Linked DNA regions of Homo sapiens: region 1 is linked to region 2. Evidence: read pairs that join two places in POLR2A ChIA-PET (ENCODE). Cell type or tissue: PC-9. All regions are shown on one strand. Links, peaks and the distances in the headings refer to the core of each region. The heading gives the core; the rest is flanking DNA.

The links. Peaks named below come from ENCODE experiments on the same cell type or tissue, not always from the same donor. Only the 100,000 strongest peaks of a DNase experiment are listed, where the experiment ranks them.
Region 1: POLR2A ChIA-PET joins it to region 2 with 11 read pairs; 2 of 35 experiments call an interaction of 5 or more read pairs at or near these places.

Annotation. Positions count from the first base shown.
Region 1 is chr5:115,418,264-115,426,434 of GRCh38, forward strand. No RefSeq gene overlaps it. Among named protein-coding and RNA genes, the nearest start is that of FEM1C, 120 kb to the right of the region's middle. In PC-9, for the core only: no CTCF peak of the experiment used is centred there; no DNase peak of the experiment used is centred there; H3K27ac peaks cover 658 bases.
Region 2 is chr5:115,313,919-115,322,089 of GRCh38, forward strand. It overlaps LOC105379129 (a long non-coding RNA gene), which reads left to right. Exons shown (of 5, transcript XR_948684.3): 2 at 293-377. Among named protein-coding and RNA genes, the nearest start is that of CCDC112, 21 kb to the left of the region's middle. In PC-9, for the core only: no CTCF peak of the experiment used is centred there; no DNase peak of the experiment used is centred there.

The sequences.
Region 1 (8,171 bases), core at 2,801-6,800, 110 kb after region 2:
GTGATCATCTTTACCACTTGTAGGGAATACCTGCCTGTGAATGAAACTAACACAGAGGAAAGCAGGAGTGAGCGGGAAAGAGACAATGATTGTGTCCTTCATGCACTCACTGTCTAAAGACCTGGATGAAATTGTGCCTGAAACCACCCACTGAACTTTCCAGTTACAAGGATCAATAAATTCTGATTTTTCTTTGAGCCAGTTTGAGTTGGGCATGTATTTCATAACCAAAATTGTCAAGACTAATATAGCTGGTCTAGTGAGAAATTAATAGATCCCATTTGTCTAGCAACAAATCCATAGATCCATATATACCTCCCTTCATCTCTTAGACTTCATCAACTCACATTAATCTATGTGGGAATCCACCCCTGAATCAACCCTGGAACTTGCCACTTCTTAGCTATGAGCTTTCTTGATTATCCTACAATAATCCTTTCTGTAGGACCATGGGGTTGCCAAGATTCAGATTTTATCACTGAAGCAAACAGCCAGCAACTAAGGTTACTTCCCATAGAAATAACTGTCCTAAAATGAAAGCACCAAGTAAGTTTCTCCTTTGAGCTTCACAAGGCCTTGAGAGCCTTCGGAACAAATGTCACCTCTCCTGCCATCTGCCTTATGGCTCAGGCTACCCTGCTGCTATCTTCCCACTGTGTTTCCATCCCACTCCCTTAAGCCGAGCTCTCATGCTCCAGGAAAGAATCAAAATAAACCTTTGCCTTCATATGGAGTATGAGTAAATAAACTCCTGGACATATGCCAAATCCTGTCAGAGCACGTGTGTCCTCGTTCACCTGCAAGAAACAAACAACCTGGCTAAAACCACTCGGAGGCCATTGAGTGTTCCTGGACTCTATGTTCAGGGAGACTATCAATATCAACCCTAGAGCTGGCACAAAGAATCCCTAGCTGGATCAGCCATCCCTGAAGAGATCTTTCCTGTATTCTCATCTCCCCTGAATTTCTGCATGGATCCTGGGAAGATTAGATCCTTGAATATTCAGTAAAATTATACATTTATGAGGCGGGGAAGGGGAAAGGAATGGGAGTGAGAGAGATGGAGAGGAAAGGGAGAGGTGGACAGGGAAGGGGAGGCTGAAGGGGAGCCACTAATACCTTTACTATACCATTTAAATTAGTACAGACTAGAAATTAGACTGCACCTTAAATACAGGATAGTAATATTAAAGAAAATTTAATGAGTGCAAACTTTTCATGCTATTAATTTATGCTTAGGTTGAAAAAAAAAAGAAGCATTGTTTACAGGGTTTGCTTTTACAAATAATACTTTCTTGCATGTATAACTACAAAATTAAGTCCTGACTCTGGGATTATTGAGTCAATAACTCTATACACTTTAACTTTTGATAGATAACACCAAATAGATGGTGTTTTATTCACAATAAATAATCAGTTATGTGTATCCAATAGCATTAAGTCCATCTGCATATAATTAAAAACCTAAAGTAACTGTGGCTTAACCACATAAAGGTTTATTCTTGTTTGATAAAATAAGCCCAGAGGTAGGCAGTTCCAAGTCACCAGAGTCCTCAGAAGGAGCACTAGGCTCCTCCTATCTTTCTGCTTGGCCACATGAGGTATGTGGGTTTCATCCTCAAGACCACCTCATGGTCCAGCATGCTTACTGGAACTCTATACCTCATGTTTGTATTCCAGGCATAAGGAAAAAGTGAAGGGAGAAGAAAAGAAGGACATACCACTCAGATGAGTCAGTTCCCTCTAAGGAGCCTTCCAGGAAGCCCCAGCTAACATTTCTGCTCACACTACATGGCCACACCTCATAAGGGAGGCTGGGAGATGTAGTCTTTATTTTGGGTAACAATGAAGCTTGCAAAACAAAGTTCAGCTACTAAGAAAGAAAAAGAGAAGGGAGGCAATTTTCCTCTCTGACAACATCATTACTCATCTTGGTTAATTCCAAAATGCTTCTTTTTTTTCCATTTTTTAACAGAAAGAGCTGAATATATACATTTAAAATAAACAAAAAAAGCTCTTCTACAACTCCCACCTTCTTGTAGCTGTTTCATCTATTATGTGCACATTTGGATGTCTTCATCCTAGTGCAATAGGAAAGTTACTCTACTTCAGCAGAACAGACCATGTAGCTCTGAAAGAAGTTTCTGGCACATGGCACTAGCAGTTGTCAACACAAATAAAGCCCCGGCTCCATGTATAAGGAGCTCAAGAACTCATCATGAAGCCTTAACAAATATCAACTCAAAGCCAATATTGTTTGCACTAGCCCCTTCCTACTCCCCAATATTTTTAAAGCAAACTCCAGTCATATAATTTCATTTGTAAGTATCTCAGCACATACCTCTAAAAGGACTCAAAAAAACCCACAATACTCTTATCACATGTAAAGTAATAATAATTTCTTAATGCAAAAAGTCACTGATCAATTTTCCAAGTCTCAAACTTTTTAACAATTTGCTTGAATCAAGGATCCAAATGATATTCCTGTGTTGCAAGTGGTAGCTATATTTAAGTCTCCTTTAACTTTTGGTTTCTCTTCTATCTCTTGTTTTCTTTTTTTTTTTTTTTTTTTACATATAGATATATTTTAATCTGTTTATAAAGTAGATATCTTTAACTGAATTGTACATGATCACTTTCCTTCCCTTTACACTAATATAGTTTCAGTACAGACGTTCATGCGTTCAGAACTGAAACTCTTAGAAAAGATGAGATAGAGAAAGGCCACTCACCCTTCACAGCTATAAAGAATCACTAATGCCTGGCTCCTACCATGAACTTAGAGAGGGCCCCTCATTAACCACGAACCAACAGAATCATAACCATAGAGAAGATTGTCCCCTCTCTTTTATGCATCATAAGTCCATCTCCTGCATTACAAGAACACTGGGCAAGCTGTTGAGGTGACTTCTTAAGACATAAAGGAAATAATTTAAAGATTCATTACATGCAAATCCTTTTTTCACTTCAGCTTCTTAAAGCAGACATGTGCATAACTACCTTTGTAATGTTGCTTTTTTTTTTTTTTCTTTTTTTTTTTTTTTTTCTTTTTTAATTATTATTATTATTATACTTTAAGTTTTAGGGTACATGTGCACATTGTGCAGGTTAGTTACATATGTATACATGTGCCATGCTGGTGCGCTGCACCCACTAACGTGTCATCTAGCATTAGGTATATCTCCCAATGCTATCCCTCCCCACTCCCCCGACCCCACCACAGTCCCCAGAGTGTGATATTCCCCTTCCTGTGTCCATGTGATCTCATTGTTCAATTCCCACCTATGAGTGAGAATATGTGGTGTTTGGTTTTTTGTTCTTGCGATAGTTTACTGAGAATGATGGTTTCCAATTTCATCCATGTCCCTACAAAGGACATGAACTCATCATTTTTTATGGCTGCATAGTATTCCATGGTGTATATGTGCCACATTTTCTTAATCCAGTCTATCATTGTTGGACATTTGGGTTGGTTCCAAGTCTTTGCTATTGTGAATAATGCCGCAACTACCATCAGAGTGAACAGGCAACCTACAACATGGGAGAAAATTTTCGCAACCTACTCATCTGACAAAGGGCTAATATCCAGAATCTACAATGAACTCAAACAAATTTACAAGAAAAAAACAAACAACCCCATCAAAAAGTGGGCGAAGGACATGAACAGACACTTCTCAAAAGAAGACATTTATACAGCCAAAAAACACATGAAAAAATGCTCATCATCACTGGCCATCAGAGAAATGCAAATCAAAACCACTATGAGATATCATCTCACACCAGTTAGAATGGCAATCATTAAAAAGTCAGGAAACAACAGGTGCTGGAGAGGATGTGGAGAAATAGGAACACTTTTACACTGTTGGTGGGACTGTAAACTAGTTCAACCATTGTGGAAGTCAGTGTGGCGATTCCTCAGGGATCTAGAACTATCTCTTGTTTTCTTACAATTAAAAACATTATTAAGGAAAATTTAAAACACAGACAGAAGCCTGTAGGCATTTGAATTTTGCAATCAATTGTCTAACTGGCACTCAACTCTGCTCCCTTTAATGCATCTCCAAACTCCTCCCCTCAACTCCTTGTCTGGGTCACCATCATCTCTTCTAGACCACTATAATGGCCTCCTAACAGGCATTCCAGGCACACTCCAACCTCTATCTGGCACAAATCTGGCCTTTCACCCCTCTGCTTAAATAGAAAGAGTAAAATTAATAAAGCCATTGACAAAGAACTCATGATATTTATTTTCTTGTGTTGTTCAAAAACTTGCCTCTGAAGGAAGTTTCCAAATGTGACTTCAGCAAACAACCTATGCTCACCTGAATACACATCAGATATCGAATACTACATTAAAATATTTGGGTGATAGAAACCCCTACCTGTTGCACAAACGGGGTCGATTGATCTGGGCCCTGGTGCATGCATTCTCTTTGCTAATGTTGGGGCTTCAGGAAATATCCAGGGTGTTTTCACAGTATAGCTTCCTGGTTCACATTCTGTATCCCTCCTGTTGTATGACAGCTCTTTCCTGATCTGGTTCCTGTCTTCTGGGTTTGACTCTACTCACATATCGGAGTGTCTCTGCTTTCAACATGCCTTTTGCTTGCTGGTTTTTACCTCCTGTTCCGAGATCCCAGCTTGTCTCTCCCCTTCCCAGGTTTGGACCTACCCCTTTTCAGAACTGTCATTTCTAACAGACTTCACTTACCCATTCTGCCAAAACATATACACACACAACCATCGCCACCACCAAAGACATACGTGTTCAGATCATTTTTCCTTAATTAGCTATATTGAATTATCACCATACCTCCTACTGTGTTCTGTCCTGAAGGAATTAATGGCCTAGGGAAGCAATAATACAGATCAGTATATACACAATAGCGGTGCCCCTTCTCTCACATGAATTTGAAAACAATGTCCAGCCTGGCTTGGAGATCTGGGATTTGGATTAATAGAGATTCCCCAGGGTGATGAGTCATCAGAATTTACTGTACTTACTAAGGTATAGTGTGTATTCAAATGTAAGTTTAGGTTGGTGGCAAAGACTTAATCATCAAGTCTTGTTTAATCAGGTATTGGATAAATTATACTTTTAAAATCCTAGGTTTGAATCTGTACAGCAGCCAAAGAAGGGTGACAACAGGGGAAATAGTTACTTTTCCAGTTTGTTTATTCTATTTTCTTCCCCTACCCTGATCCCGAATGTTCTTAAATTATCTGTGCAAAATAGCCTGCCAAAATAATTTTCTCCCTAGGAGTCTCTATCTCTGCTTCCCTCAGTGGCGTAAATGAGTGTCTTCCCAGTGGCTACTCTTCAGCTGAACTTTCTGCCTTCCAGAAATAGAGCTTGGCTCTAGCTTGCTAATCCTGTGTCCTGTGAAATACCGCAGCAGGGAGGGGCAGGCTACTGTGCCCGGGTATTATATAAGACTCTACACACCAGGAGCAGCGCCCAACAGACGCCAGACTGCCCCAGGCAGGGCCCTCACAGTGGTCCCAGAGCCTTCCCACCCTGTCAGCACTGGGACATGCCAGCTATTGGCCACACAGGGTGGGTCATTTAATATCCTGTTTGTTATTTTTACTACAGTGCTGGCTACTATTTTACTTGGAAATCTGAGGAAATGTATCCTTCCACCTGCTAAGTCCAGATTAGGAAAATAAGTAGCCTTTGAAAGAATAAAGGTCTTTATATGGCTGGGGAATTGGAACTGAAACCCAGTTCTCTCTCAGACTGTCAGGAGCAGCGCTTAAAAGGTTGCATGCACCCTGGGCCACACAAATGTCAATTATTTAGCCACAGAATCTTTGCGCTAGAGAGGACCTTAGTAAGAGAGATTATCCAGTGCTACCTTCTCATAGCTCTAGTTAAAGAATGTTGAGATAAGTGCCTAACAGACATTTCTACCTCCCCAGTGAATGCTGGATAGTGCTCACGTCCTCCTCCCCATGAGCACCCACAAGGACGGAGAAGGAGGGGCTAGAACAGCTGAACACACAGCCCGCACTCCATTTCAGACAAAGGCTTAAGAGGAAGACTCTGGAAGTAACAGCAACACGCAGATATGGGTGTAATCTGTAGTTCTGCTTCTTCTTTCTACTCCTAGCTTCCATTTCCATGGGAAATAAGGGGAGGTGATCCTATGGATAACATAAAAAATGCCATTTCTGGTTAATGTAGATGTAGTTGAAAAGGTAGATGATCTGACAAAATATTTTCCTCAAATGAATCCATTCATCTCCATCATTTGATTAATTTATTCATGTTATTATCTCTGATATGTTAAAATGTCAAGAAGGAAAAGGTCATTTGCACACACATGCAGTCTCCCTGTCACAATTTGAGCTGCCAGACCTCACCAAAGGAAACTAATCACAGTTCCTTTCTCTTGCAGGCACAGATGGCAGCTCTGGCGGCAAGGTGCTCTACAAGGCCTGGCAATAAGGAAGGGTCCAGTTACTCGCATCCAGTGGTCTAGAGCATGTTTGATTAGGCAACTTTTAGCAGTCGTCCTCAGCTGTGCATATTAAAATGGCTCCTTAATTCATGTATAATATCTAGGTATGTAGAATTAAGACATCCTTTTGAATACCATATTTCAGAAACAACTCTTCTTTGGCATATAAAATTTATGGAACAAAATGACAAACAGGGCTGGAATCAGCGGTATGTAGGTAAATGTTTAACAACTGGCTCTGCAAGAAAACAAAGCTCTGATTTGTAGTGTTTGCCATTTTCCATGGTGTAAATACTCCCATCTTGGCAAAGTTCAAGTTACCAACCAAAACTCATTGAATTGGATTTGGGAAGAGATGCACACAATTGGCTCTTGTGGGAAGGTATGTGGCAGTGCCAGCCAGCATCAGCACACTGCTAGCTAAAAGAGCCAACAACAAATCATTTCCTGTGCCTTCTAGGACGTCTTACTTTTCCTAAACAAGTACAGAATGGCTCCAAAAGGAAAATAACACTTCACCTCACTAAAGGAGCTACAGCTGTTTTTATTTTTATTTTATTTATTCTAGTCAAATAAAAGGAGCAAGTCAGGCACTTCTGGGCAACACTGTTGCATCCTGGTCTCTTCACTGCACAGGACTGATTTGATTTCTACTTTGGGATTCTGCTAAAGTCCGGATAACTTTGGGGTGACTTGATAAGAATCTGTGGACCCAAGAGAAGCAGAACAGCATAATGATTGAGTATAGAATTTAGATTCCAAACAAAGTTCCAAGTCAATTTTATCTAGAGAATACAATAAGCAGTTCAAGTAAGATCCACGGCCTCTCTAAACTGGAGTAAATTCATAATATAACAAATTCATAGTGCAGATGTGAAGGTTAAATAAGAAATGTATATAAAGCATTTAGCTCAGCATCTGGCACAGAGTGCTCCATAAACAGTAACTATGATGATGATTATTCCTATTACCTAGCCTGGTTTTTATTTCAGCATTGTCCCTACCTCACTTGTCTATTAAGTCCTGTCCTATAAGTGATCAAGGCATCTGCTTCTACTGCAGACTGCCAGGGCTCGTCTTCTGTCTCATGAGGCAAGAGAATTCTAAGGTGAGACATCAGCTATGTAGTCCATAGGTAGCTATTTTCTGTTGGGAAGAAACATGGCAACAGAATTATCAGCAGTAAGGCCTAGCTCTCAACAACAAACAGAGGGTCTTTAGAAGCGGGAGCGTCAGTGAGGAGTGGGGATGTGGACATATTAGGCTCTGAACTTCTAACACCCTAGCCTGAACTTGGTTGTTAGGCAGCAGCTCTTCCCCTGCATCCACTGGTTCTCTCATGGATCCCAACCTCACCTCCCTTCATAGCTCTGCCTAGACTCTCCCCTCTCCACTCCTGTGCTGAAATTCCCCAGCCCCTGCTTCCTCCCTAGACCCACCCTGCACAGGAGCAGAAACAACTTCCAAAGCTAATTGCAATCCTTCTGTTTATGAATCATTTTATGGTTTTCAAACTCTTTTGCTTCCATATATGTTTTGACCTTATCAAAACCACTAAGCAACGCAGGGCTGACTTTATTACCTTCTTTTCATATATATATATATATATATATATATATATATATATATATATACACACACACACATACATACACACACACACACACACACACACACAGAAATTGTGTCCCAGAGAGGGTGAGTGAC
Region 2 (8,171 bases), core at 1,359-5,358:
CACTATTTCCAGCCTTTACTTTGTTCCCTGGACTCTTAGCATTGAGCTATGTCATGAATTTCCTTTTGATAAGGGTAATTAGTAAATTTATGGGAAAAATTTAAGTAAAAGCTCACAAGAATCTTTGGAAAGTGTCACTCTATAAAGTGTTCAGTTATGTCCCAGTAAGTCATGGCTGTATTATACTAGGATCACAAATTCTTAGAATTGTTATGGTAGTTTTTGTTCTTTTTAGTACATTGAGAAGAATCTGGTGAAACTTTCCTTTGATTCAGTTTAATTTCCCCCTCAGGTAGAAGGCTATAATGACCCAATGGGCCACCAGTTTGATATTTGATTCTGAACAATTTATTCACCAAGAATGGCTGCCTGAATGAGTAAGTATAGATGTTAAATTGGACTTGGTATCAGAATCACCAAAGGATAGTATTGCCCCTCTCCTTCCCCAAGGTTTTCATATGCTACCCTTTAGATCAGGATGGGAAAGAAACAGGATCCTATATTGGGTTTAGCTGAGGCTGATCGAAGCATTTTAATGCAAAATGCATTAGCTGGCAAGATGGCACTAAGCAGAATATATATATATATATATATATATATAGAGAGAGAGAGAGAGAGAGAGAGAGAAATAATATGTAGAAATTATCTTAGTTATAATAGGGGAACACAAAACAATAATGGTTCAAAAGCCTGTCTAATAGTTTTCTAAGGATATGTTCCTTTAAAGCAAACCATTCTGTGATTACATTTTTGGGAATGTTCTACTCTCCCATCCCTCTCTGCCAATGGCCCCTGGAACAAGTTTAAGGCTACATGTCCTAGACCTACGAAGTACGTGGCACTAAACTGAGACTCACCTTTAAGAGGAGTGGCTGTTCATGAACAATGTGGATCCTTCAATGTGTTTGGGGCCAAAACGAGATTGAGGAGCATTAACTTAAAACAATTTGAGGATAGGCCTTATAATATTTGGCTTTCCTTTCCCTTTAATTTCAAATGATAACTGTGTCTACTTTCACTACACTTGAATCCTTAATTTGAAACTCTATTCTCAGTAGGGTGTGGAATTGACTACTGTACCTCTCTATGCTTCACCATAAATACACAAACACATTCACACACACATGCACACATTTATACAGCACATTCAAACATAAAAGAGTGTATGGTGATGAGTTAGTTGACCTCCCTGCCTTGGAATCCATTCCCCTCTCTAGAAGTAACTATTGTTACAGGTTTCTTTTTTTTCTTTTTTTTTTTTAATAATTCTAGAGATATTGTTTCCTACATAAGCAAATACATGTGTAGGCATTTATATATACATATATCTTCTTTTTACACAAATATTTACATAATACATACACTGTTTACACATGCTTTTTAAATTTAAATATATCTTAGAGATAATTCTATATCAGCACACGATTATTCTTTTTTGATGGCTGCAACATATTTGTGAGAGAAAACCTGACAATCTCTTAGCTTAACTGTAGTTATGTTACTTTTTCCTTAGTCTCACGTAATTGTCAACTCTAATTATGTCAACCCATAATTAGAGATTGTGGCAGCATTTGCAATTAGTCAAATAGCAATCACCTGTAGAAAAGCATTTTGTTGTCCATCTATCTGACTCTGACTTCCTTTTATTTGGTCCAGAACTTGGGTGGGAAGAGGGATTTTCTATAGAAAATGACTTTCTATAGGTGATTGGAAGGTACTTTGCTAAAAGTGAGATATTTTTTAGTTTTCCCTGTATTTTTAAAGCCTCTTTTTAAAAGAAAGACTTAAAACTCCATTTTTCCCAAATACCTTCCCTCCTCTTGGCACCAATTGTTACTTCATCTAAATATGTGTAGGATTAGTTTTACATTATCCCCAGGTCTTTTTAATAGGATTGTGTTTCCTGTTTTCACTCAGTTAGATGACCAGAGAGTATACAAGGGTCTAAAGGCAAGCCAGAGTTTTGGAAGGATAGAGGAAGAATCCAAGCTACATCTCTGTCCTAGCCCAAGAAGTTCTTTAGCTATATTGGCCTCAGAAAATCTGCCTTTGGAACTTTTGTTGGCATAATGTTTTGGTAAAACCAATCTGATATTCTTCTGGTCTATTTCTTTAGATTTAATAAGATTTTTCTAATGAGATCACAGGCATTGCAGTAATTGAAGGCTCTGTCAAAGTCTCATTCAAAGTCTGGGAAAGTGACAGTGAGAGGAGTCTGCTGTGTTACCCTTCCCTCACCCCACCACCAGCAATTAACAACCAACAATGGCTCTCTTTCCTCATACCAGCAGATTTGATGATAACAAAGAGAAGCTAGTAGTGATTCCACCTATTTCTGCTGCCAAAAAGCCTCGCAAGCCTATAACAACACCCTTTAGTACAAGGAAAAGGCCAGAAAATAAAAACTTTATAGTGAATAACTCTTCTTTGAAAGAACCAGCAATACCACTTTTAGGTGTTGCGGCGAGATGGTCAGCTATCCTGTAAACATTATGTTCCCCATTCCACGGGTAGGGTAGTCTTGGGAATGAGGCTGCCCAATCAACGTCCATATTTCTTAGCTGGATAACATTTAAGTGTACTACTGTTTCTCACCAATAGAAGGTAAGTGGAAGTAATGTGTGAAATTTCTGAGCCAGAGAGATTAAAAAGCTGGTGTATCTTCGCTTTTTCTTTCTTCGCCTTCTGGCTAGATGTTGACAAACAGGCTGATCTTGAACAGGGGCAGAACATCCTTCAGACTGGATCTTTGGATGGCCCTGTGAAATGGTTGTCTCTCCCTGTTCCCCACATCGACTTGGGCTTTACATTAAGTGAGAAATAAATTTTCATTATGTTAAGCCATTGACATTTCAGAGTTTATTTACCACATCAGCTAGTATTTGTTAACTCATCTAGATATCTACCACTGAAAAATTCTGATACAAGGAAACATACAATAAAATTAATTGTAGTGTTGCTCACTCTGAGGATAAAATGGGAAAGAACAACTGTGGGTTATTCATATGATTAAATACTATACAGTAGTTAAAATGACTAGATCTATGTATGTATCAACATGGAAAAATCTGAACAATAACATGGAGTGAAAAAGGTGGGTTTCAAAAGGATGTGTGCAGGATGAAGCCATTTTACAAAATTGTAAAACACATAAAACAATATAAGATTGTTTACAGACATATAACTATACAGTAAAATTACCAAAACATGTATAGGAAGGATACATTAAGCTTAGTGGGTAGCCCTAGGGGAAGAAGAAGAAAATGAGGTGTGGGATGGAAGAAAGCTTTAGCTATAATGTTAACTTTTATTCATTTTTAAAAGGAGAGTTCTGAGTATGGACAAATTTTAATGTTGGAATTTGAGGAGTCCCTCAAAATAGCACCCTTCTTCTCACCTAAGTTCTGGACCAAATAGAAGGCAGTCAAAGTCAGACAGGTGGTCAACAAAATGCCACATTTATTACTAGCTAAATAGATGATGCAAATGTGGCTCAGATCTGGAATTCAAAATATTGGACCCATAGAAATACACAGGAGTGCTCATCCAGTCACCAACAGGGCTAGCCCTCCCACACAGGGGCCTTTGAAATGTAGCTTGTCACATGGCAGAAAGCAATGAAGAACATATGTACCCTGTGGTCAAGCATGCTGTCAAAAGGAAGAAAACAGCAAGAGAAATGAGTAGTTATTGCTCCCAAACCTTAGAGTGCATTAAAATGCACCCCATCCCCACCCCAACAGTTAGCATCTCCTTAATCTTGGAGGTGGTTACATAGGCATCTGTTACATTATTTTTCTTTACTTTTTTGTTTGTTTGAAATATTTCCTAGTTAAAAATTTAAATTAGAAGACTCTTTAGTGTAAATGCCTCCCAAGTGTCCAGGAGCCCTCCTGTGATACAGAAATCATGCTTCAATGTCAATACTTCTTTTGCATTAAGGCTCATAGTGAAAAACAAAAGCACTAAGACCAAGTATCTTTGCTGGGCATTGTCAAAATGAGTTCTTCAAATGCTCTGGAGTTTGTCCAGTGGATCTAGGCACTTCACTTTAGGAAAATAGCCAAGTGGACCATAATACTGTCTAGATTCAGATTTATGTTTAAATGACATTTCTCAACTGAGAGACCCGAGTGAAATGGTTGAATGTTTATGGACTCTAAAGTCAGACCTAAATAAAAATCTAGGCTCTCCCACTGACCTACTAGCTATGTGAATCTTCACACATCACTTAACTCTGAGTTTCTGTCTGTTTTCTTACCTGCCTGGTCAGGTTGTTCGCAAGGTTTAAATGAAGTAATGGTTCCTGGCACTGGGCAGAGACTGTGCAGTTGACAGGTAGAGCCCAGAGTCTTCCTATGTATGTGTGTGTTCTTTAGAGATGGTCTCAGGGCATGCTCTCCATGCAAACAATACATGTCGCTCCGTGAACACTAATCTTTCTTATCCACCAAATAGGTAAAAGCTATTCTATAAACTCCATTTAGAAAATGCATTTTGTTACATGATTAGAACAAATGTCCAATATTTAATTTGTTTCAGTAAAATCTGGGTAGAATCCTCTTTCAGTTCAATAAAAATATAATCCTACTGGAAGACATACTTCTCATCTGCCCCGCATATCTCACTGGAATCTGTATCTTAATGAAATTCTGAATTCTTGCTAGAGTTAATGTTTCCTAGATCTGTCCAGATAGGTATAAAATAATCTACATGAAGAATATTAAAGATGGGTCAGGACTATTATTTCAGAGATCTTGCTTGACATTTAGAACCACCAGATTTAAATCTGGATTAAATTTATTTGCTTACTTTATAATTGTCTGTTTGCCTCCACTAGTACATAAGCTCTGTGCAACCTTGGAATTTCACTTAGTACATAATAGGTACTTAATAAGGCATTGTTGAATAAATGAATTAAAAGATTTTCACTATTCAACTATAAAAATAATGTCTGAGCTAGAAAATAAGGTTGGCATTCAGACTAAGTGTCTTTCATTTAAATGCAATAAGAGTTTTTCTCTAAATTCAATAAATTATTTTAACTTTCCCCCTTTTTCATCTCTAAAGTTAAATCTAGAACCTTTTACATGTATGAACTGCATACATTTACATTGTATGTACACGAGTCCATTTTTAATGATAATATCCATATGCTACTGCCTAATGCATGAGATATGTTTTGTCCTAGGAGTGGATCCTGAAAAATATGATGTCTGCTGAACAGCAGCCTTAGTTCATCTGTGTGTAGGTAACTTAAGGGGCTGTTTAGGTCTGTCATTCTATTGTGGAGTGTTTGTCTAAGTTTAGTAACAGTACAGATGAATGTCTGTTAGAGGTCTTTCCAAGGATAAATGACATCATTTCTTCCATGTGACAAGTCTATTTTTATTTTTTGTGAAAATATTGGAGAACTAGTTTAAGGTACAAGGCTATTTTCCCTACTAGGCTTTGTATGTTAATAGCTTCTCATGCATTTTTTAGAAACTACAAAGGGAACTATAAACAAAATGTTCAAAGAGTGTTTATAAGTGATTTTTGTTCTCTTCTGAAAGAGGGACTTGACTTTTTAACCATGATCCCAGAGACATTGAAGGGAAAAATTACCCCCAGGTATTTAAGTGAGCTCAGCACTTGGGAATTTCATTTTTTTTTTGCTGGCCTTAATGGCAGGTAGATGAAGATTGACAAGAAATAATGTAATTACTAGTTAAAATATACCTCCCATAGACTTTCCAAGTATGTTGCCTAAATGGTAGGAGATAGGACCCATGTAGGAGAATGCATTTCAAAAGCACATTCTGAATAGTTCTACTACTTGACACTTATTTTTTGCATTCTGACCGCATATTGCTCTTTGACCTAAATTAATTTTCCCTAAAAATTTCTTATTTTCTACTTCAGACATGTTTTATAGTTGTAGGGTAAAAATCCTGCTGGTTCATTCATTCATTCATTTAATGATGATTTATTAGCTACCTATTATATAAAAGAAGATATTCCAGGTTCTCATAGAGCTTATGTACTAATGGAGGGAGATGCACAAAGATTAAGGAGGCAAATGAAGAAACAAGATAATTTCAGCTAGTGATGAGGGCTATGAGTGAAATAAAATGGGAAGATGTGATGGAGAGTGTGAGTGGGTGGTCTTGAGAGAAGGTTGGTTGGGGAAGTGCCATTTGAGCCAAGACCAGCATGTGAGCAGGAGTCAGCCCTGTGAAGATATACGGACACACTCTTCCAGGCAGAGGGAAGAGACGAAAGCAGGTGCAAACATCCGAAGGCAGAGCATGCTTGGCATGTGCTAGGAATGAAAGAAGGCTTATGAGCTTGGCTCAAGGGAGTGAGGGGAGAAGAGTGGCAGATTAAGGTCAGAGAAGGAACTAGAGCAGGATCATGGAATTTGGACTTTATGCTAAAATAAGAAGCTGCTGGAAGATTTTAGTCAAGGGAGGTACCTAATCTGATTTGTGTTTTCAATCTGATTTGTGTTTTCAAAGATTACTCTGCATACTGTATGGAGAATAGATCCATTTTAGCCTTGTATTTTGCACTGACACCAATTAAACCAGTATTTCTACCTGGGTCAGTAAAATAATTATTATTTTTATTTTATTATGAATCTAGATTAGTTTATGATCTCTCCCATTATTCTTTTTTATCTTTACACTTGACTTGCAGAAATAGCAGGGCTTTTTTAGGTAATAATCTTTCCTATCCTCAGAGAACATGCCCAGAATGACCTAGAACAGGGGAAAAATCAGCCCATTGCTTCGTGCATTCCTAGCAAACATATTTGTTTGTCTGACCTGGAAAACCCATGCTACAACTGTGCCAAAAACCAAGACCTTTTGATAGGTCAGCTATACATGATTAATTAAAGTGACTCTGTAGTTTTCCTGGAAAGTAGAAGCCTTATTCTACCAAGCTACTGCCCTCATGATACAGGCCTAAAACATGTATGGATTTTCTAAGAGAGAGGCTTCAGAATTATGATGGAAGGATAAACTATTTGGAATATGACTGTATCAGGCTCTTAATGGATGGGAGAGGTTTGTTCTCCAAGACATCAGGGTGAACTTTTATAATAATAGTGAGAACAATAGTAAACACTTACTAAGCATTTAGGTTTCGCCAAGCCATCATTTAAATCAGGTGTCAGCAAACTTCTTCTGTAAAGGACCAGATAGTAAATATTTTCAGTGCTGTGAGCCATATGATCTCTGTCACAAGTACTCAACTCTGTTGTAATGAGAAAGCAGCCACAGATATTATGTAAGGGATGAATGTGCCTGTGCTCCAATAAAACTTTATTTCCCAAAACAGATGGTAGGATTTGTGGGATTTGGCCACAAATTTGGCCCACGGGACATAGTTTGATGACCTCTGATCTACATGACTGACATATATGAAATTATTTGATCCTCAAAATACCCTGATTGTTATTATTATTTTTAATTTACAGGTGAGGAACTTGTGGTTGAGAGAGGTCATGTAACTGGCCCCAGACAGTGTAGCTCAGACATTGTAGAGCTGAGGTTCACACTCACACAGTGTGGCTCCAGAAGCCAAGCACTGACTCACTGTGAATGTGGCTGGGCCAGGGCTAGCCCATACTTAGTCACCCATAGACTTAATTGACACATTTATGTTATCTGGTCTCTTTATCTGTAAGATGTCTACCTCATAGGATTGTTAGAGAATAAAATGTTGGGGAATGAAATGAACCGACAGCACAATTCTTGTATCAGCACCGTGCTTTGGAGGAGTTGTCAAGTCACTCCGCATTTGTGTGTCCTTTTGGTATAATATTTGAGGAAATACCTGAAGTCTCTGGGCTACACTGAGCACCTGTGACTGGGTATGTGTGTTGGCCTTGGCAGTTCCTAGAAGAATGGTAGTATTATCAGTCCGTGGTTTTTCTACTTATGTTTTTTCCTCTATATACTTCATGCAATTATTTTGAGGACCAAATAAAAGGGAAAGAAATACAGAGAATTGTGGAGAATTAAGAATTTCTGTGATAACAGAAATTCTGAAGCATGTTGTATGCATATAGTGAGAACATTTATGCTTCACTTTCTTTCTCTAAAAATATGGATAAGTATGTGTTATTTAAAAGCCATGCCAGGAACTCTTTGATTTTTAAAAGATTAATAACAACATTTGGA